Regions from separate parts of the Mus musculus genome. Here all the other regions are linked to region 1. Evidence: chromatin loops called from intact Hi-C (ENCODE). Cell type or tissue: left cerebral cortex. All regions are shown on one strand. Links, peaks and the distances in the headings refer to the core of each region. The heading gives the core; the rest is flanking DNA.

Region 1 (7,466 bases), core at 1,001-6,000:
TACAAATTAAAACTATGTTGAGATTCCAACCTATCCCATTCAAGATAGCCACCATCAAGAAAGCAAATGCTGGTAAGGATGTGGGGAAAGAATTCTTATGCACTCTTTGTGGGAGTATAAAATGTGCAGCCACTATGGAAATGAGTGTGGTGTTTTCTTTAAAAATAGAAATATAGTGTGATCCTACTATATCGCTTTTGTGTATATGCTTGAAAGACTACATGTTGCCACAGAGATATTTACACATTTTTGTTTATAGCTGTTCATTTTAAACAAGGTAGAAAATGGAAGCAACCTAGATGTTCATCAATTGATGGATAGATAATGTAATATATATTTGTGTGTGTGTGTGTGTGTGTGTGTGTGTGTGTGTGTCTGTGTGTGTGTGTGAATTTTATTCAACCATAAAGAAAAACATGAAATTTGCAAGAAACTGAATGGAACTGTAAAACATTGTTTGAAGCAAGGTAATCCTGACTCAGAAAGACAAATATTCTATATCATTTCTATGTGCTCATTCTAGACTATACTCTTAAATATGTATATCTGTGTAATAGTAAATATGGGTAAAACCTGGGAAACTAGAGAGGAGTCCTTGAAACTGGAGGGAAAAGAAGGAGGCTTTAAGTTCTACTTCATTCCCTACAGAAGGCCTAAGTAGAAGGAATAATGAGGGCAAATAATAAGAAAAGAAGACAGAGTGGGGAGATGGAGAGGGAATCAATCATAATAGAGTATTATGGAAAGCCATGTAGAAACCTGTTGCTCTGTAAGCTAATTTTAAAAATAAAACATTTAAATAAAAAAATAAAAGAATAGAAATTGTAACCTTCAAGTTTGGGTAAACACCAACTCAATGGAAAAAACTATTAAAGTAGGAAGAAGCTGAATGTAGAACAATGCTAACTTGGAATATTTTTGAATGTCTAGTTTATGATGCCTGCAAGATATTTCTATATACCCCATAATTAGGTAGCAGAGAATGACTGACATTTGTAGGTCAGTAATGTATGAGCTCAGAAAGAATATACAAACCAAAAACCATGAGGTGAAGACAGAATCCTTGAAGGAAGTTTCTGACATTCAAAGAGGGAACAGCAACTATAAAGGGGCCAGAGAAGCAATATTTGATGTTTTCACAAAAATAAGCTATGGTCTAAGGGGGGAGTGAGTACCTCTATGAAATGCAGTAGAGATGTGTAATAAGATGCAGGGACTGAACAGCCATTGTGGGTCATGATCTGAGGTCATTGGTTGTAGTATCAAGGGGCCTTTCATAGGAGCTGAAGTTCTGGCAGGTAGGTGAGCTGTAAGCCAAACTGACCTATGAATAAGGACATAGTTCAGTGCATCTCAAACTTTAGTTTGCCTGAGAAACCCCTGGAATCTGGTGAAAATGTAGGTTGTGCAGAAAGGGCTGAAGAATCTGTGTTAGGGACTCCTTGCTGCTAGTCTGCAAAACACAGTCTTGGCGTTAGGGTTGTAGATCTCGATTGGCACACATCAGAGTCAATGATTCCTAAACCACTTTCATAGACCCCTGCACTCAGATTGTCTGATTCAACACATCTGGAGTGGAACCTGGGGAGGTCCATTTCTAAACAGTCCCCAAGAGATGCTCTCAAGGGGAAACCACATACTTGTTTAGATAATGGATCAAAGAGAAACTGGGCCAGAGCTAAAGAGATATCAAAAAAAGAGGAGACATTTGTTGATATTTCTACCTCGGTTCTATTGGCAATACCAGAGTCAGCACGTTCACACCCTCATCGGGCAGTGTGCAAATATCTACTCTAATCTGATCTGGTATGTATTCTCAAGATTTCTCCCTCCATATTTTCTACAGATTAGCCTACATCATAGACAAACTGGAATAGTTATTGAGCCAACCATCTGTATCTAGTTTCACAGTCTGTGAGCAAAATCAATAGTAATACAAAGAAATCAACATAGCCTGATATTTCTAGCCAGGATGGTCTTCTTCAGTGTAAAGGGATGTGTTCCCCTTAGAAACATCAGCCTACTCCACTCAATAATATCTTGTTTGTTTTCTATGTCTAAATTATTGGATTACCTACTGATTACCAGATGTGGCTAATTATTCTGCACATATTTTCAAATCCTTTTAAAGAGTAGCTTTAAAAGTTGCTCTTCTCATGGCTCTCTTAACAAAGACCTCCTGCAGCTGAGGCAAATGATAGAGCATCTGCCCATCACCGACCCGCAATTTAACCAGAAGAGTTACTTAGGGGAGCAGTTATATAACTGAGTTGCAGGGTAAAATTCAGGGAAGATACGGGATGTAGCATCATAAGAGAAGGAGGAAGCCCACAGCTCCTAGAGCACATCAAATTGATGCCTTCAGTTTGAATATGTTTTCAAATTGAATATATCCCATTTAACAGTAATGAGATTCAGTTGAAGGTTAGCACTATTATCCTATTTCTGGACAGAACTGCCTTGGGAAGATGGCAAGTATTACCCTTGCACAAAGCTTTGTTTCTTTCTTGGGATAAGACTACCTTGGCCAAAAAAGCAGCGTATGAATATTAAAAACAAAAACAAAAAAACAACAGTGTAATGTAGTCCTTCCATCATTCCTTCCTTCTCCAGGAAGGACTGTTCTGTGTTTTCACTTGCCAAGTGAAAAGAAACTGGACAATTTCAGCTTCTTCTATAAGCTCTCCTCATCTTCAATGAACAAAATAGTTATGTTTCAAAAATCACACACAAAGAGTTTGCCCTGCCTCTCCCATTAAGCACTCATCTTCCAAGTTCCTATACTTTTGAATATCCTGGGGGAAAAATGGAAATTCCTAAGCTAGACTGGGAAACTAAAAGATGTTGTGCTCACTGAGACACTGCCCACATTAACAAGACAGTTGGCAATCACCTTGCATCTTGTTCAAAGCCTGGTATCTCTCCAGGCCTCCAGCCTGTCCCCTCCAGCTTGCTCTCTGATCAGTGAGATCCTCTGTGTCTTTGTGGAAAGGTCATGAAGTCCTAACAGCTGCAAAACATATCGAAGGCGGATTAACTAGCTTGATTTCCTCCTACTCCGTGAAACACATGCCTCAGAATGAGAATCTCAGATCGGTGCCTCAGACTGTCATCCTAGACAAGCAGAAATGCAGACACCTCTGTAACCTCTCTTGGCTGTCAATATCATTGTCTCAAAGCCTCTGGGGAGAATAAATAAACAATGTCAAAGTGGTCAACATTCCCAAATGGAAATATTTCATCTTGGGCATAATTCTAAAGACAATTGCAAAGACTGCAATCTATTTCATGGCACAGTGTCTCTTAATAGTTAGAGTACAACTGAGAAACACATAGAAAGAGATGGAAGCAGACCAGAAAGCAGTAGTGGAGCTTACTGATGAAGGGGTTTGCAACCCCATAGGAGGAACAACAATATGAACCAACCAGTACCCCCCAGAGTTCACTGGGACTAAATCACCAACCAAAGAGTACACATGGAGGGCCCCATGGCTCCAGCCGCATATGTAGCAGATGCTTTGTCAAACATCAATGTTAGGAGAGGCCCTTGGTCCTGTGAAGGCTCTGTGCCCCAGTCTAGGAGAATGCCAGGACAGGGAAGCAAGAGTGGATGGGTTGGGGAGTAGGGCGATGGGAGAAGGGATAGAGGGTTTTCTGAGGGGAAATGAGGAAACATTGAAATGTAAATAAAGAAAAATTTAATAAATTGAGACAGAGAGAATGAGAGAGACAGAGAGACAGAGACAGAGAGAGAGAGAGAGACAGAGAGAGAGAGAGAGAGAGAGAGAGAGAGAGAGAGAGAGAGCCTGTAACATAAGCCATAAGCTGGCTCCCAGTCATTTGGACAAGTTCACGAGCAAGGTTGACTCTGGCATTTGATGCACAGTGTAGACAAGAGGCATTTTGGAGCTTCCGAGTGTTTGTGTGTGCCTAAATAGAAACACGGATCACTAGTGCAAGCAAGAACTTCCTCCACAGAATGAAACTGCAAATAACCCAGCCCCCCCCCCCGGCTGCCAAGAAAAGCTTATTTTAGAAAGACTAAGTCGGAACAGGCTGCCTGGCCAGTCCAGGAGAAACACAAGGTGCTCTTCCCACACACCGGGCACACATTAACATGTCTACTCAGTTTCTCAACTGTGAACAGCTGCAAACAGACAATAGTGGGAAACTGTCAGAGAGAAGGGAGAGAAGTACCAAGAAAGTCTGCTAATTAAGCAAAAGATGGAGGAAGATGATTTCTCTATAGAGAAATGCAACTCTTGGACAGAAGAAATGGTTTCATAATGTAGTTCTGAAAAAAAAAATGACTCAAGGAAAAGAAACCATAGCAAAAAAAAAAAAAAAAAAAAAAAAAAAAAAAAGACAAACAAAAAAAAGTAATATTGTCATTACAAAGTTTCCCAAGCAATGATTGAACACTTTCTGAATACAGTGCTGAAACTGCAAGGCAAGTAGGACTGTAGCCGGACAGCTCCTATCCTTGACAACAGGCATTTAGTTCATGAGGACAAACTACTTATACCAATTGCTGTGCAAAATCTCAACCTGTAGTCACTTCAAAAATGGAATGCGTGGGGTTCAGAACTATCGCCTCGCACAGCACACAGCTAGGTTACTTACAAGATGACAACATAAGGTGATTTTGGAATGAAAGTGATGGAGCTTTACAGGTAGAAAGAACCTATTGTCTGGATTGTCTGATTGCCTGCTTTCGCTTTCTATTCCCTAAAATCCATCAGCTCAAGAAACCGCTCTTGAATGGCACAATGTGTCACTGACTCAGCAGGGAGTGGAGAGAGTCCCTGTCTCAGGTAACAATAGAGGAATATTCATGGATGGAAGTTTAGAAACAGCCAAACAAGCCCAGATATAAAGGCCAATTCAAAGCAAGAGGAGTTCTCAGAACTCTGAGGACATGAGAAAAAAAATGTTGCTTATGGGAATGAGAGTATCAATATGGAATTAAAACTCGAGTACATTGAGAAATGGAGATTGCAAATAATAAACGTGCAACAGCAGTCCCATGTTAAAGAAACAGCTGAGATACAAACAATAGATAAGTTTGCCATAAGGCAGAGAAATAGAAACTTGCAAAGAGTTCAAAGTTAGCCAATGACTTAACCGCCATCCAGTGTGGACACTTCCTTCATAGAAGCTCTCACATAGACAGTGTAAAGGTGGGCCCTGTGAGTTCATCCATATCCATGCATCTCTCATTAACACAGTTTTGGGTTGGGCCAGGTGCAGCACGTTTCTACAGATAAAAATCTCAGCAAAAGGCACGGCCAGTTCACAGAAGACAGCCAGCCACTGCTATGCACCCTCTCCCTGGCCAAGATCATGGGTTCCTTCTCTGGGAGTGTCATCTTAGGGCCACTGTTTCTGAGTAGACCAGGGTGACTTGAGATAAAGGAACCATGGCAACCATGGGAAATATTCTGACGTGCAGAGACTAAGACTCACACTTTTGAGGACTGAGTCCCTTCTTTAGGTAAACTCTGGCACATTTTACCCCATAGCTACCTACTCTTTGATCTCTGCTCATGGTCTTTGGAAACAGACTATGGTCCAGTCCATATGAATGGACATCCAGGAGCTTCAGTTGAGAAGAACAACATTGTGTTGGGCCACTGGAGCCCATAACTAATTCCAGCCTGCTAAGGAAATCAAGGTTATGATGAAAAACATCCTAGTTTCAAACATTCTCAAGACTAGCTCAGCAAAGGACTTTCTTAACACACACATGTACATAAATTTTAATCGTTTGAGATGAACCACCCCTGGAACTGCAGCTTACTATTCCTTTGTTGCTTTTAATCTTCGTGCTGAGTTTGCCTTCTAACACACTCAGGGAGTGCATCCAAGTAGGAGCCTTGAAGAGGGGGCTGCCAGTGGGATAGAGATGCACAGACGCCACTAATAAATCACTCATAGTTAAGATATAGATTGGATGATGGGCAGCAGATGGGAAGAGGGTAAGTCAAATTGCTTTTCTCATATAGATTATTGGATTAACAAGGAAGCAGCAGACAAATGGCAAACTAGTGTAACAAATCACTATCATAAAAAAATGATCTTATCCCAGGATTGCAATCATTTTCTGTTGGCCATTAGCTCTCGGGAGACCTGCTTGAAGTGGGGGCATATCCCTCTGAGATGGTAAGACAGAGAACACTCGCTATGTTCCCAGCTATCTCCTCTGCTATGGTGCTATGGGACCTAAGCACGTCTTGAGAGGTGTGGGGGATGGGATAAAGGCAACCGTAGACAGTAAGTAACTAAGCAATGTGGTTATTAACAAGCACATGTCTATCCCTATTCTGGTAATAATGTTGATTGTAACCAAGAATACCTTGAAGCCAATTTTTTTTTATTTTGACTTTTTTTAAACACCCAAAAGGACAGAATAGTAATAACACCAGCACATGCTACTATTTACTTAGATTCAGTAGTTGATTTTGTCTGATTCATTTCCCTTTATTCCCCAACTTTATTTTGAACTATTAAATGACAAACAGAATCCTTTATTCCTAAATATTATGTTGTAGTTTTCATGAGAACAGGGTTGTTATATTTTTTTCACAGAATGTATCATTTTCAGAAAATTATAACTGATGTATATTGTTCTATGACTTTTTTATTAATTTACCAAGTTGTCCCAATAATGTCTTCTGATAACTTTTTTGAAAATCTGAGGACCAGCCAAGAAGTCAGCATGTTTACTTGCTCTGTCTCTTTAGCAACATTTTAGCAGTGTCTTAGCTGTCTTTGTCTTTTTTTAAAAGAATACTTGTTTTACCAAATACTTGTCAGTTTGGATTTATTTCATCACTTCATTGTGACTAGAATATGATTAAACATTTTCAGTGAGACATTATGTCCATCCTTGTATATCAGGTAGCGTGTGTTACTCCTTTGTCAAATGTGGTGATTGGAAATCTAATCAAGGGGCTCAAGTAATGCTGCCTGGTTCCTCTACTGCTATAGCCTTTCTCTAAATTATATATATATATATATATATATATATATATATATATATATATTTTGAAAATAGATAATTCTAAAGACTTTTCTGTGCAGTGCTGAGGCTGAATCTGGGCCTAGTACATGCTAAGCAAACACTATAAAAATGATGTGTCCTAGCCTAGGACCAATATTTTATTCAATAGTTTTAGCATGCTTTGATGATTTATTTGAATCAATTATTGTAATTTTGATCAACAGACCTAGAAAATTATAATTTTCCATTATTTCTGCTTTTATGATTCTCTGTAGAGATGAATATATCTTTCTTCTCTCCATTCATCTCCAGTATTGTTGGTACCGTTATGAGCATGCATTTTGAACAATACACGGCTTATAATTCATTCTCCCAGTTGGTTTTGATATTCCAGATGTCCCAAATTTAGCCAGGAGAAATTCCTCCTTCAACCTTGCTTCTAGATGTGTGGTTTTTGTTTGTT
Region 2 (7,466 bases), core at 1,407-6,406, 160 kb before region 1:
TAAAGAGGGGGACAGTCACTAACCAAGTCTGAATGCTCCTGGCCCATTGCTGCAGAGAGTGTGCCTTTACAACCTGAAATGGCTGCTTTGGGAATTGTGGGTCGGAGTTGTATTGCCATGTGAAATCTGACCATTTGTACATGGCATCTCATATCCCTCTACCATTTACAAATACAAGGACCCAGCTTTGGACCAGGGGCTTACTTTCTTTCCACCTTTCACTATTTTCCTTTCTATAGCATTCTACTCATTGCTACCAAGCTTTTGAGTGCAGTTCCCTGGGGATAAACTTGCCCTATGTCTTTGTTGACCATGGGAATACAACCCCAACATCATGGGTATCTTCTACCCTATAGTGCTGTCATTCCATTAATTGGACAAGGCTTGCTTCAGATGACTGTTTCCTCTGAACTCCTGTTTCATTTATAATTTGTGTCACATCATTAAACACTTAACTATAAAGTGTTTTAACTGATTCTCATTAATTTGTGCATGTTAAGCTTATCTTCCCAAGTTGAAGTTGAAGGCTCATGCCTGCTCTGGGGTTTCACAATAGCTTGCAGTGCTGGCTCAGTCTATATAGTAAATGTTTTGTGGATAACTATCAATTGAATAGTTTTTGTACGTATCCCTTACCTGAGGGGCTGCTCCAAATCTAACTATATCATTTTCCCGTCATTATTCCAGGTGTTATCTTCAGCACTAATCCCTCTATATATCTTGAGTAAGAAGATATTGTGCACTAAATTTCCAAAGTCTAAGACACTCTTCTCTCACATCAGTAAAAATGTTAAAAGGAGAAAGGACTGTAGTGATTTGTTTCTAACTTGCACGCCCTGTATAACAGTGGACCTTCTGAATAATCCATGAGAAATATATTGGTTTTTTTTTTTTTAAGAGGAAAGTTGTTGGGTCCTACAGGTCAGAAGAAAATAAGAGGCTAGTGGCTGCTTACACATCCTGGGAACATCAGGACTCTGGTGGCAAACTTGGAAATTTGAATCAAGAGCTGTATTAGGATGGACACTTTTCTACTGAGGATTCTGTATGTGTAAGAAGACATCAAAGTGTGGTATGTGGAGTAGAATCAGGAAAGAACACACATACACATACATCATATAGTATGTAGAGAATGTAGTAATGTGTGTACATATAGAACCATATTTATTCATAAAGCTCTTTCTAGCTGGGGAAATTTACTGATACACTGAAGTTACTCATATCAGCTCATTCAAGCAAAATAGTCAATATTCAGGTTTCATAATTAGTTGTTATACCACTGGTAACCAGAAATCAGCCATATTGGGAATACTTACACCAGGCAAATTAGTCAATTATACAAGTCAGGGCTTTCTTTGTCTGAACTTAGTTGAGGTAGTTGCTTTCTGGAACACCATCAATGAAAAGACCTAAAAAATCCTGGGACTTCCACACAAGGTTAAAGTCTGATCAAACCTTGAAAGAACTGGGGTCCAAAAACAAGCAGTGGCTTGCCTAAGATCACATACCTGTCCTGATAACAGAGAGGCTGAAGAAACAGCCATGTTTCTGACCCTCCTTCACTGCTTTCTGGAAATGGAATCTGATTGTTCACAATGGCATCAACTTCTTTCTTCTCTTCATTTCAATGAAAGTTCCTGCTGGTAAGGCCAGATCGCTCTTTTGTGTCAGAGCCCAGCTCATAAAATGCTATTAAGTGAATTACTGATGACCTAATTCCCAGCTGCAGGACACATTCCATTAGGGGCAGGCCAGCTGCCAAGACGTGTCAGCTATGACTGGATGGCAGGGTGATTGAAGCTATCCTGCCTGGAGTGGCTGGGCTCTGAAAGTGAGTTCATAGTCGAGAGGGGCAACTCATTTCCCCAACATCATACCCACATTGTCTTCTGGGAACCCTCTTCATCAGCTTCAAAGAGAACTTTTTCGAAATACCAACACACATTACAAAAGCAACTAGAAGTAGTGTTATTCTGTGCTAAGAGTTTAAAACAGTGCAAATTCAGTCATCACTGATTGAATAATGCTGCATTTTTTTTCTTCTCTCCATGCCATGACTTCTTTTTCTTAACTTTTCTTTCTTTTTTTTTTTTTTTTTTTTTGCCAAAGCTATGCTGTCAGGTTGTCCATTTTCCTTCCATTTTCTTTACATTGTTCTTCTTCTTCTTCTTCTTTTTTTTATTTATTTGGTGTGCCTGAGGGATACTGCACACATGCCCCAGTGTACATGTCGAAGTCAGATGACTGCTCGAATAAATTGGTTCTTTCTTTCCCCTCTGTGGTAACGAGGGATCAAACTCAGGTGATCCGGTGTTTCATCAAGCACCTTTACCCACTGAGCTATCTTTCTGGCCTCAGATTTTATTTATTGTTTTTAAATTACAATGAATTCTTCAAAATAGCAAAGCACAAAAGAGTAAGAGCAGTGATAGAACCTAGTGGGGAAACCCTCCACTCAATTCCCGATTCGGCATGCACCCAAAAAATCACGAAGGACCATCTTGATGTAATTACATGAGGTCGTTTAATTATGGAGCTCCGGACCTACATGCATCCCACACAGGAGATAATGGATGTCGGCCACGAGGCTCGGAAGCTAGGGGTTTTTATGAGGTAAGGGGCTTAGGGGTGTGGAATTCAGCATAGCGACACACTATTGGCTTATTCAAACTTCAGCAAAAAAATTACATGTACGTGCAGGGTGTCAGAGTTCTGTGAGTTGTTGACTCCAGTTTAGATAGCCCTCTTATGTCTTCACATTCCTCTTTATCTTTAAGATTAAGCTGTTCCCAGGTTTGTTTTTCTTTTTTCTCAGCCCCAGGCAGCCTCTAGGCTCACAAGCAACCAGCAATTTCTGAGTACTTTATATGACTTACAGGTCTTGAAATTTCATCTTTCTTTCAACAGTACAGTTTTTTTCACTTTGCATTCATCTCACCAGAATTTATAATCCCAGCACTCAGGAGGCAGAGGCAGGCAGATTTCTGAGTTTGAGGCCAGCCTGGTCTACAAAGTGAGTTCCAGGACAACCAGAGCCACACAGAGGAACCCTGTCTTGAAAAACCAAAAAAAAAAAAAAAAAAAAAAGAGGAAATCGGTATCTACTAGGTGAGTCCCAAGTGGGCCATTTTATAGTTGATACTTTTTTTCAGAATCGGTACAAGGGTGAAGTAAACTATAACACCTTGTAAGCTAGGAAGAAACAAGACAATTATATATGTTGTGCTCAGTGGAAAGTGGGAACGTATTTACGTTCCAAGGGAACTTTGGATTCAGTCAACCATTCCGAAAGAGGAAATGACATAGTGATGTTACAAAGCAGGCCATGGTCAGAAACCTGCACCCAAGGTTGGCTTCATCTCTAGTCAACTTTAGCGTCCTTTTGGCTCTTTGTCAACTGTGAAATGAGAGAATGACTGGATGGTTACCGGGTCCCTTCTAACTCTCAAAAGTTCTATCTTAAACCCAGAAGTCAATCACTGTGCGTCATGGCCTAGCGATCACATGCTCTGCTCTCTTTCCCTTTTCCCTTCATCTTTTCTTCACTCCTTCTGCTTTAGTCTCTAACTTCCTTTTGTTTGGTACTTGTGGTCTCCATTAGTTTATATTTTGTCTTCTCTGCTTCCTCTACTAACGCTGTCAATTAGTCACCACTCACCTTATTATTGTAGTCATTTCTAGATGCCATCACGCAATATTGACAGCTAATTAGAAAAAAAATCCCTGGCACATACTATGTAAGAGCATCCAAGTTCACTGAGATGAGTGTGTGCGGGTGCCTATTTGAGATTGGGAAGCCAGAGGGGTTATGCTGTGATTTAGAACCTTGCCAGCGAGCCCTTAAGTAAACTGGAAGTCTGAGGAATCTGCAGACAGCCATATGACTAAGAATGAAAAAAAAAAAAAAAAAAAAAAAAACGATTAAAAGGAGCTGACTTGTGGTATTCTGTGCTTTTATGAGTTTTTTATCCCCAAATCGTTAATATTCAGCTGCATTGCCAAAACTCTTTGGAGATGTTTTTATTATAGGTATGTCCCTTAGCAAACAGGGCTGGAAACAAAACCTTGGTAACTAACATTTTCGTGACACAGAAACCATGACTAATTTGAGCACATATGTCTTTTCTTATTCATCTAGAAATAACTGCTCTCCTCTAATTCCTTTTCCTTTCGATATTTTCCTCCTAAATTCAAGCCAAGAAATAGCCCTTGCCTTCCACGTACCTTAACTTATTCCAAAACTTTCCTCAATTTGTGAGCAAAAACTACAAGGCTAATGCATTCAACTCCGACTGTAAATGACAGGTATTTTTTTTGAAATCGAAAAGCATCTTCAGTTGCATTGTGGGAGTCACCTCTTCATTTCTACACCATCCCTCCTCTAAAGACAAGCTCTGTCGAGCACGAATGGTTCTTTTATTTTAGTGTTGCCTTGTTCCAAGAGATCTGCAAAGTCTTCCATACGTATATACTGCTTCCTCATCTTCAACACATGCTTTACTTTATAAGAATGTTGAAATATAAATGTATATCCTTGTGCTAGAATTATAGGCTGCTGTGGGCCAACCAGTGTGAGTTCTGGGAACTCCAAGGTGCCTATGTAAATTGAGTTGCCTTTATTCTTTATCAATTTAACCTTTCCTTGGAGTTCCCATATCATTAATGACTTCTTTTTTTTGTTTGTTTGGGTTTTTTTTGTTTGGTTGTTTTTTTTTTTTTTTTTTGGTTTTTTGGTTTGTTTGTTTTTGTGTTTGTTTTTGTTTTTTGTTTGTTTGTTTGGTTGGTTTTTCGAAACAGGGTTTCTCTGTGTAGCCCTGACTGTCCTGGAACTCACTCTGTAGACCAGGCTGGCCTCGAATTCAGAAATCTGCCTGCCTCTGCCTCCCAAGTGCTGGGATTAAAAGCCCGGCTCATTAATGACTTCTACCCAGCTCCTCTGCATGCTTATGACTACTGCTGTTCCCATCCAAATATAAGGACCTTGAAGGAAAAACCACCCCTTACTCCTTAGGCACATTCAGACTGCAGCACACCTCAGAAAGTGTTTTTGAACTGACATGGTTTCATTCCCTAAAATTGGCAGACACTGATAACTTGTGATGGCTTTCTTTCTTTTCTTTTATTCAAACCCCGCCCCGCCTCTTGTGTGTGTGTGTGTGTGTGTGTGTGTGTGTGTGTGTGTGCAAGCGTCACATGACTGCAGTTATCTAGGGCAGTAAGCAATGTTCAAGTGATTATAGCAGAAAACCGAGATTCCACCAGCGCCCTGGGAATTGCAGCCAGAGATCATCTGAGCCACATGCTTAATATTTTAAACAAGAGGCATGGTCCTTTCAGAGAGGTCTTCGCTACTGATTCTCTCAAAGGATTTAGTCGCTCAGCTACATTTAACATTCACTGGGTCAGACCTTTATCCAAGATGACGTCATCTGAATCCTCATGCAATTCAATTTTAGCGTGTATTCCGCCAGAGTACCTCCCCCCATCCTGCCCCCTGTCTCTTGGTAGACAGAGACAAGGCAAATAAATAGCAGTTAATCTGAAGCGTGAAGCTTTGGAAAGCCTTTAGCCAAGGTTTGTATTTAGTTACCCTCTGGGGGGGGGAGGTGCGGAAGAAGGAAGGAGAGGGCTCAGCCCCCTCATGGCAGTAGGAACCTTTAAGAATTGACTTGGGGAGAAGAGAAAACTCTCAAGCTGCTTGGGAAGGAGCCACCCACAAGGACAGGGACTTCCAGCTGCCTAAGTAATTCAGTCCCCTACATACTGATATCAGAAAGGAGCCTTTGCAGGGTATTTCTCACATGCGCAATAAGCAGCCCTCACCACCTCCCCCACCCCCAGAGCTTCCGTTTTGATTCATCCTCAAAGTGGAAGGCGCTTGAATAACCTAGCTGAACTTTCCTGTTCCTCTGTTTGAAACCTCGAACACAGGCTGGATCAGCCTCACTATCGGCCTGCCTTACTCCCTTTTCTTAACCCTCCTCCTTCCCAGACTCTCCATCCTTTAAATACAAAAGTCCTGGTTTCCCTCCCTCCTGGAGCAGCCATTGACTTCAAACAGGGTCTCCATGGAAACCAGAAGCAGTTTCCTGCATCCTGGAGCCAGGTTCTCTCTTCTAGGTGAAGCAGGGCCTTAGGGAGCTGCAAGAAAAAAGAGGTCTCCTGATTAACGTGAATCTGATGAGGAGGGGAGAGAATTTAGGCAGAGTGGTATGAGTTAAGATAAAAGGAGCTAAGGGTTCAGATTCTCTCTCAATTTTTATTTCAGTTTAACACCGTTCAGAGGAGACCTTGGAACCAAACAAGAAATCTCAAGGTCCAGGTCTATGGCCCCTAGTCTGTCAGCATCCAACAGAGGTCTGTTAAATATGGAGATTGTTTAGGGATGACTTTACAATGAAGTCCCGACTACACTTCTCATAAAAGCAAAGCATTTTTTAAAAGCATTTAAAACGAACAAGAGAACGAAGTCTTTGCTACCGGCTACTCCATTTTCTTTTCATGTACACTCTGCATCACCCCATGCCGCAGACAGAGCTGTACATGAGAATTTAGTGCATAGCCCCCCACCCCCACCTGACCTGAAGGCATGGAGAAAACTCCTTGTACCTCCAGGACTCTGTTACCCCTTCTCCTGATTGATAGACACCTTCATTCATATCTGGCTCTCTAAGTCCAGAACGGCACCTTGACGCTCTTACTCAAACCCATCTGTCCTGAAGCATGATCCTGTCATGGTCTGCCTCTTCCGGAGGTCTCAAAGCCCTTTTCCAGAGTGAGTTCTGTCATCGACCTGAAGGTTCAGTAGAAGACTACAAACAGACCTCTGCTGGCTTCCCCAGTTTACTGTCAGTAGGTCTTGCATGGCCTTTGCTCTTCAGTCATATTTCTGGGTCCACTGAAACAGTTTGTTCTGGAACTTTGTGTCTTCTCTTCTGAAGTTCCTAGTATGTTGTGCAACTTTAGTTAGATAAAATTGTTTTGCTTTTCTCTATTGATAGAGATGTGAGTTTTCCCCTTGCAGTGGGAAAGATGTCGCTTCCTCCTCCCTTGGAGCCCTCTCCCTTGGCATACTCAAATATATTTTTGTTTGTTTGTTTGTTGGTCTCTGTCACAGCTGCAGCAAATGAACAAAAATGTATTTGCTGAAAACAATATAACTTTACTATGTTACATATCTAGAAGGGCATCAGAGGTTTCACTGGATCAGAACCAAGGCATCTGTGGTGGTTTTAGAGCATGCCGGTGTACTTTGACTCTCCGCCCTCTAGAATCCCTAACCAGCAACAGCATCACTCCAATCTCCGTTGTCCCATCTCCTTTCCTGATCTTATCCTCTTTGCCTTCTTTTAAAGATGTCTGTGTCCACGGTGTACACCTAGGTAGTGCAGATCAGCATCTCCATTTCAAACATCAATTTAATTACACCCACTACATCCCTTTGGGAATTATTCTGCCTACCACAT
Region 3 (7,466 bases), core at 865-5,864, 140 kb after region 1:
TAGCCATGCAATAGATCTTCATTATCAACGACCACCAGGAAACAGCACTGTTAACTATTGCACGAATCTCAGCCTTACCATATCCAAAATAGTGATCAGAGACATAACACACGGAGAAAATCTTTACCAAGTAGGTCTCAAAGCATAAGAAGTGAAATGTAATTCTTTTCCTACCCATCTCAACATCTGCTTCCTAAACTTAGGATTCTTTCTAGGAACATGCTAGCTTAATTTATCTCCCTTACAAATTGATTTAGTACCTTATAATAACCTGGAATTCATTATATCATTATATATATATATATATTTCTTAAAAAGCCACCCATCTTATTTCCTCACAAGCATCTGTATTGTGCAAGTAACATCCTACAGATCTGTAATGCAGCATTTGGTGCTGTTCGACCTATACCAATCACAGCCAATGCCCATTGATTCCAGTATGCTTCACGATCTGTCCCGCATATGCCATTTTCTAAACATGCACAGTAAGAGGGAGAATAACTGGCATTTTAAGTATCAAGTGCAGGGTAACAACAAGCATTGTCCCTGGTTTGCTTGTGTTGTGACTGACTCAAGAAATAGATAAGCTAATATTCCACAAAATGTCAAGACACACTGGGATCATTTTGAAGAGACACAATCATAATTCAGCTCACTATACCTCCTGAATTGCTATTACACACTAATCCGACTGGAGGGCATTTTGACTGCTTTGATGTACAGTCTTTACTGGCTCAATTGTCCCATCTCAAATGTTCTAATGAAACGTTCTCTGCGAAGAAGAGATTTTGGAAACTGTACCTTAACACCAGAAGATATTGTTGGATTCAGTATCTATTCACTCTTCAAACCAACTGACAAATAACCAATGACATAAAGTAGATAGTAGCCTGCATATTGGCACCCATGCATAAATGTACAGGCTCTTTATATTATTTATCTAAGAAGTAATTGTTGAGCATTGACTGTGCCCACTTCCTCCCCCTTCCATCTAAGCAGCAGAATCGGTTAGGGACCTGCAATGCTATCCTCATTTAGCAACAGCAGAGCAGTGTCAGCAGCTCTATTCTGTGCTCTTTTGTTCAGCTTCTCTTTATTTCAGTGGTGTCTGCACAGCTCACCTGATGTCACTGGGAGAGAAAAAGAGACTAGCAAAACCCTTTGAATCGTTCTCATAGCTGGATTTATGTAATAGAAAACCTCATGATCCTGAGAACGTGTATTTTCATACATTACGATGTCAAAGTACTCTACTGCATAGCAAGCTGGGTAGACTGGAATATAAAGTGCTTCCGGTGGGAAGTGAGGAGACAGACAGAAGAATGTTTTCCTGTTCTCAGAAAAGCTAGTCAGATAGCTCTGTTTGAAAGGCAGCGTGTGTCAGTGTGAAGTAATCCTGCCCTCTCTCTTCCTCCCTGGCTTCTCCAGGGAAATGAGTCACACCTGGTCGCTGCCCTTCGGAGGGTGTTTGATGTTCTAAATTCTCATCAGCCCTGCACAGCTAGGATGATGTCAGCACAGTTGACATTGTTAGATCCCTGCTCTGCTTACATCAATTCCCTGTCGCTCGGGTGTCAGATCAGTGTGAAGAATGGAAGGGGGGAATCATCTTCTTAGCAACGAATCCCACTGAATCCCATGTCTCTAGGATCCTGAAAAGACATCTGGCACTTTGCTTTGGGGATTTCCTGTGCATGCCAGAATTTTAGTTAGATTAAAATACAGCCGCAGTGAGTCAAAAAGAAACCTCCCATCTTCTTCCACCAGAATGTATATGCTTTTACAGTACTTCACTTCCAAATGTTTATCACCAAAGTACACTATTTATTCACGTACCCCTGAATTCCTCTAGGATATACTTTCTTGGCTTGATAATCTTACTTCTGCTTAAAGCCAGAAAAGTCAAAAGGGGGCCATCTTTCCACCCTTCAGTAGTCAAACGCCATAGATAGGTATAAGTATATAAAATACACAATCACCTTACAAAAGAAAGAAAGAAAGAAAGAAAGAAAGAAAGAAAGAAGGAAGGAAGGAAGGAAGGAAGGAAGGAAGGAAGGAAGGAAGGAAAGAAAGAAAGAAAGAAAGAAAGAAAGAAAGAAAGAAAGAAAGAAAGAAAGAAAGAAAGATGGCCATGCTAATAAGAACAGGATCCAGATAGAGTACAGAATCATTTCCTGGATGCACTCAGAAGACTAGAATCATTAAATACGAAGCGTAACAACAGCACAATAAACTCAGACAGCTGCAGCCTTCAGATTCATCTATGTATTGATTATCCAGGGGAAGGCAGAGAGACCTTAGGAAAAGGATCTAAAAGGTTACTTTGGAAAATGTTACAGTGCAACAGCCAATAGAACCCTGCCCCTCATGCCAATAGCTGTCAGAAACCCCAACAATGAAGATTTAACGTCTACTCTTCCAGAACAACGTCTCAGAATTATTCTATCTCAGCTCTTTATGCAAACGCTTTTCGTTGCTTTCTAGCTCTCTTTGTGCTCAACCACTTATTCATCTTAGAACCATTTCTGGCTACAGCATCTTCCTCTGGGATAGTTAGAGTCAAGTGACCGAGGTGGGTAAGTGAGTGGACACCAAAATGCTGTGTGATAAGCATTCTCATTAGAAATAGCCTTAGGGTTCAGAGAGGATAAGAAACAAAGGGGAAGGCAAACCCAGGCTCTGGAACAGGAAGAAGTCCTCAGAATGGCATGCTGAGTATTCACCATTTGGTTTTGTTTTTATAATTGCAATTCAAATGATAATTTTAAATCCTGATACTTGGTCCATAGAATGCAAGTATACATTTTTAGCAAATAGTTCCATTGTAGTCCAGAGGGTTCATTTGTCTGCCAACTTGCCCAAGTTACCCAGAGTAGGTATATCCCCAACACAGGGAGAAACAGACACTTCTTTAGACCTCCATAGTAGGAACAATCAAATGAGTTCAGAGGGGGATTTTGTGTTCAAATCCTAAAACCCTAGGCTAGTACCTAGGACACACATAAAATACCGCGTTGCTTGCCTTTCTCCCAGCAGATTCTCTTTCATGTTGTATTCTGTTGACTTACTGCTCCCTCACCAACAAAAAAACCAGAGCCTGGATTGAGTAGTAGCAGCTCAACAGTAAATAGTTTGCCTCACACTCAGGGACCCTGCATATGGTCCTCAGTACTACACACACACACACACACACGAACCCCTCTAAAAATACACTTCAATATTTTTAGTTGTTGTTTGCTCTACAGAACATCCTAGATGTCCTTGTACTATGACCTAACACCCAGGTGTCTACAACACACTTTCAGACCAGCCATGGTGGTGCAGGCCTTTCCTGCCAACACTCATAAGACAGAGGCTGGTAAGTATCTGTGAACTAGAAGCAGCCTGTCTACATAGTGAGCTCCAAGCCAGCCAGAGCTCCAGGTATTCAAACAAAAAACTAAGAAGAAGAAAAAAATACTAGTTTTTGTTGAATGAGTATTTTATTTCTTTATATCTCCTGCTTTTAATGCCTACTTTATCTCTGTGGTTTTAGAACATTGTTTCATAACCCTTTTCATATACATAAAAAATAATCACTTTGGAAAGCACCCTGGAATGACTGAGAGGGTCTATTCCAGTCTATGGGTGCCCCCTCATTCCCAAGACCCAGCGTTCATACATCCAGATCTTAGGTCAGCAAAAACAAGGCCCACTACTTGGGAGCTCTTGTTTCTGTCAATTGAAAGGGAAGAGGCACTTTCTTCCACTCTGCATTTTGTAGCTCATCTTTCCTACTCAGCATGTCCTACTGTTTTTCTTTTAACTTTTGGGTTTTTTTTTTTTAATCCTTTCTGGAACACTTACAGGTTGCTTATGGGAATGTAAAGTGGAACAGATGCTCTGGATAGAAGCACAGGGCTCCTCCAAAAACTGAACGCAGAGTTACATAATCCTTCCATCCCGTTTCCGCTTATATATGCAAAAGAATTGGAAAGAAGGGACTCCAGCAGGTGGTATGCACCCGTGTTCATTTTAGCAGTTGTGCACAATAGCTAGAAGATGGAAGCCATCCAAATGGATAAATAAATCATGGCACGTACATACAACAGTCTTTTATTCAACCTTGCAAATGATTTTGATAAATACAACACTATAGGTAAAACTAAAGGAAATGGTGCTAAGTGAAATGAGCTAATTACCAAAAAAATGAATCTTGTATGAGTCTGCTTTGTATGATATATCTAGATAGTCAAATACATAGTGGGAAAAGTAGATTGAGGTATCCCCAGGGCTGGACAGATGGAGCAATGTCAAGGCTCTAAATGTCAAATCTGTAATCTTAAAATTAGCTAAAATAGTAGGTCTTAAATTATGTTTATGTCACTATAATTTTAAGTGTATCCTTTCAAATTGTATTGAAAACATTTAAGATTATAATCCTTATTCCTATAACTATTTGGGGGATGATTAATGAAAAGCTTGAACACATGCTGATTTGCCCAGACTTTTGAAAAGACAGAGTAGAGACCTGTCAATTAACACTCATTAGTCTCAATCCAATCCCAGGATATCATTGCCACCTGCCGTATCTGTTGTTTGAATGGGTGCCCAACATTCCAACCATCCAGAGGCTTCCAAGTCATTTCAGAATGGACCTCGGTTTGACTTTGTTGTCATAAGCACAGTCTCATACCTTTTCCATTCTCACCCTAGCCTTAAATTTTTAATAAAATGTGATTGATTAGCATTTAAATGCAAACACAAAACCTTTATCGACCTGCACTTACATTGATCAATGCTTCTAAGAAATGCAAAGCTCTTCAAGTCCCTTGAAGATAGAGCATCATTTTGGACTGGCAGGCTTTCAGGGTGTGCCTAGCATTAGATTAACACATTTCATAAGATGTGTCCCAACAGCATATCACAGTCCTAACATGACTCCATGACCTGTTCTTCTGCTGACTTCACACCTCGCATTTCTAAGGTAAAATTATACATTGTTTTTCTCTCACTCAGATACCCTGCTGTCTTTCTCACCTTCATTTTAGATGCTTAATTTAGAGTCTCCCATCTCATTCTTAGGCAGGAAAATCCAACTGAGGTTAAAGAGACAGTCTTTTGGAAAATGAACATCAGCCAGAAACTGCTACACACACTCACACACACACACACACACACACACACACACACACACAAATGGTCATTTTGCTGCCACTGAAAACTAGCTAATGAAGCTAAGAAAAACAGTTAGAACCATGATTATTCCAGACCTGAAAAGAAGGCTTGGTTAGCATTTTGACCTTTGAAAACACAAGATGTAATTATGATAAGAGCAATTTTGAACTCTTACTTAGATTTCTCCTCACTGAAGATTAATCCATATCTAATTTCCTGATACACAGTAGGCCTTCAGTTCCATTCCACAGAACCCTTGTCTTCTGAATCAGCAAACAATGCCAGTGGCTTGGCAGTGAGCTGCTTAGTCGAGGGAAATGCAGGAAATAAAGGCTAATGATGTTGCTTTGCATATCACTGAGACAGGGCCCTGAGGAGTTATGAAAAAGCCTCTGGAATTATCAATGTCTACGCTGAGTAATAGCAATAACTTGGGCAGGAAAGGGCAAATTTGGGTTTTTGTCTTAAGGAAATGGGAAGCTATGAAACTGTCTGAGGCAAGGAATGGGTAACACAAAATTTGTGTCTAGAGGCAGCAACAGTTTGGGGGTGAGATCAGGCTCATTACATAGTTTTTTGTTTTCAAATATAAAATCTTGGGTTAAGTCTTGGACAATAAAATCTTGGTCACTGGGGCTGGGGAGATGGCTTAGTCTGCATAGTGCTTGCCACACATGTACAAGGATCAGAGTTGGATCCCCAACACGCACATAAAAATCCAGGCACAGTGAGATAGATAGATAGATAGATAGATAGATAGATAGATAGATAGATAGATAGATAGATAGATAGAGAGAGAGAGATGGAGGGAGAGAGAGAGAGAGAGAGAGAGAGAGAGAGAGAGAGAGAGAGATTCTAGTCCTAATGAGGCTGAGTCATGAGCCTCCCTGGGGTTTTGGTGGCCAGTCAGTCTAGCAGAACCTTTGATATAAAGTTGTACTCTAGACCTTGTCAGTATTAACTTCTTTATTGTGCTAGTTGCCCTCCAGGCTCCGCTGTCCAGTATCCTTATTAGTAATTCCCCCATACATTGTTGCTCCACTGAACTTTCGTAAATGAACATTTGACCATGTCCCTCACCCCTTTGAATCCCGTGACAATGGAAACAATTTCAACTTAACTCCTTCATATAGTCCCTTTGGCCTTTGACCTCTTGGCCAAGCTGTCCTTTTAGCATCATCTCCCGTCATACCCAACTGTTGGCATGGCAGCTCTGGTCAGCATCTTTGATTGGTTAACTCTTAATCAAAATGTCAAACTGCTTTCAATGCCATTCTCCATGAAACAACAGGTCAGCTTCTTACCCTGTTTTCTGCTACTACTTGATGTATGTCTCGCTATAACTTAGCACTTTGGATTCGATCATTCATTTACACACCATCTTCCTTCTCTCTAAGACCAGGACTTAATTCTGTTCTCACTGACCTCAAGATGAGTCTTGTACATTTAAAAACTTAACTTGAATTAAAAACTTCCATGTGTTGTTATGGGAAATGTAGGAAAAATGAATCTATAAAACATCAAAGGAGTTCACAACTCCCAAAAGGTTAAAGGTCATTATCACCCGAGGCTGTGCATTCCTTCCTACCCTAAGCATAGAACATATTTTGCTCATCATTGTATAACCAGTTTATTGAAGAGTCTGATCTCTGTGGGGGCATAAACATGAAACAGTTTATTTTTCTCTAATCCTTACTTTGAACTATGTTCTGTCAAATCTGCCTCTACGGCTCTTTAATGACATCTCAGACAGAGCTCATAACTTGCCGTTCCCTTTCAGTTATTAAAATAGACCAGTTCACATTTTTGGCTCCTAATTCAAACAAGTCAGTTCTAAAAGGCCACTTTTTAAACAACCAGGAATTAAAACATGGACAAATATTAAGACTATCATGAAGTCGGTGTTAGGATTATTTGATATGATAAAAATGGTTATATCTTTTTTTCTTAATGCTAAAACATGTACAGACACACACTGAAATGTTTTTGAATAAAAAAAAACTATATGATGACTGGAGCTTGACTCACAGATAATATTTTAAAGAAAACATAGGAGCAAGAGATTAAGGAAGGTTAACAAGGTACTGATACTTATTGAAGCTGGAACACGGTTTATGGATAGTGAATAAGGTATTGTCTATTTGTATGTATATTTGATATCTTCCCTGACAATTTTATTTTCTAAATTTGTTCCAGTCCTATGTCAAAGAGCCTTCTCACCCATATCCAGTGGCAGTCTAGTGTTAACAATCAGGTCTGCAGAGGAAGTAAAACTAAAGAAAAGTCCCTGGTTTCCAACCTTTGCCAAC

The links. Peaks named below come from ENCODE experiments on the same cell type or tissue, not always from the same donor. Only the 100,000 strongest peaks of a DNase experiment are listed, where the experiment ranks them.
Region 2: it touches region 1 in a loop (4-fold over the local background); 2 of 42 quality-filtered maps call a loop at or near these places.
Region 3: it touches region 1 in a loop (10-fold over the local background); 4 of 42 quality-filtered maps call a loop at or near these places.

Annotation. Positions count from the first base shown.
Region 1 is chr16:42,604,441-42,611,906 of GRCm38, forward strand. No RefSeq gene overlaps it. Among named protein-coding and RNA genes, the nearest start is that of Gm29960, 44 kb to the right of the region's middle. In left cerebral cortex, for the core only: no CTCF peak of the experiment used is centred there; DNase peaks (open chromatin) are centred at 2,945, 3,032, 3,532, 4,105 and 1 more place.
Region 2 is chr16:42,439,274-42,446,739 of GRCm38, forward strand. No RefSeq gene overlaps it. Among named protein-coding and RNA genes, the nearest start is that of Gap43, 100 kb to the left of the region's middle. In left cerebral cortex, for the core only: no CTCF peak of the experiment used is centred there; DNase peaks (open chromatin) are centred at 3,871, 4,123, 4,398, 4,479 and 4 more places; H3K4me3 peaks cover 775 bases; H3K27ac peaks cover 1,593 bases.
Region 3 is chr16:42,744,956-42,752,421 of GRCm38, forward strand. The region is part of intron 1 of 4932412D23Rik (RIKEN cDNA 4932412D23 gene); the gene reads right to left. Among named protein-coding and RNA genes, the nearest start is that of Gm29960, 96 kb to the left of the region's middle. In left cerebral cortex, for the core only: no CTCF peak of the experiment used is centred there; DNase peaks (open chromatin) are centred at 1,507, 3,393 and 3,910; H3K27ac peaks cover 3,168 bases.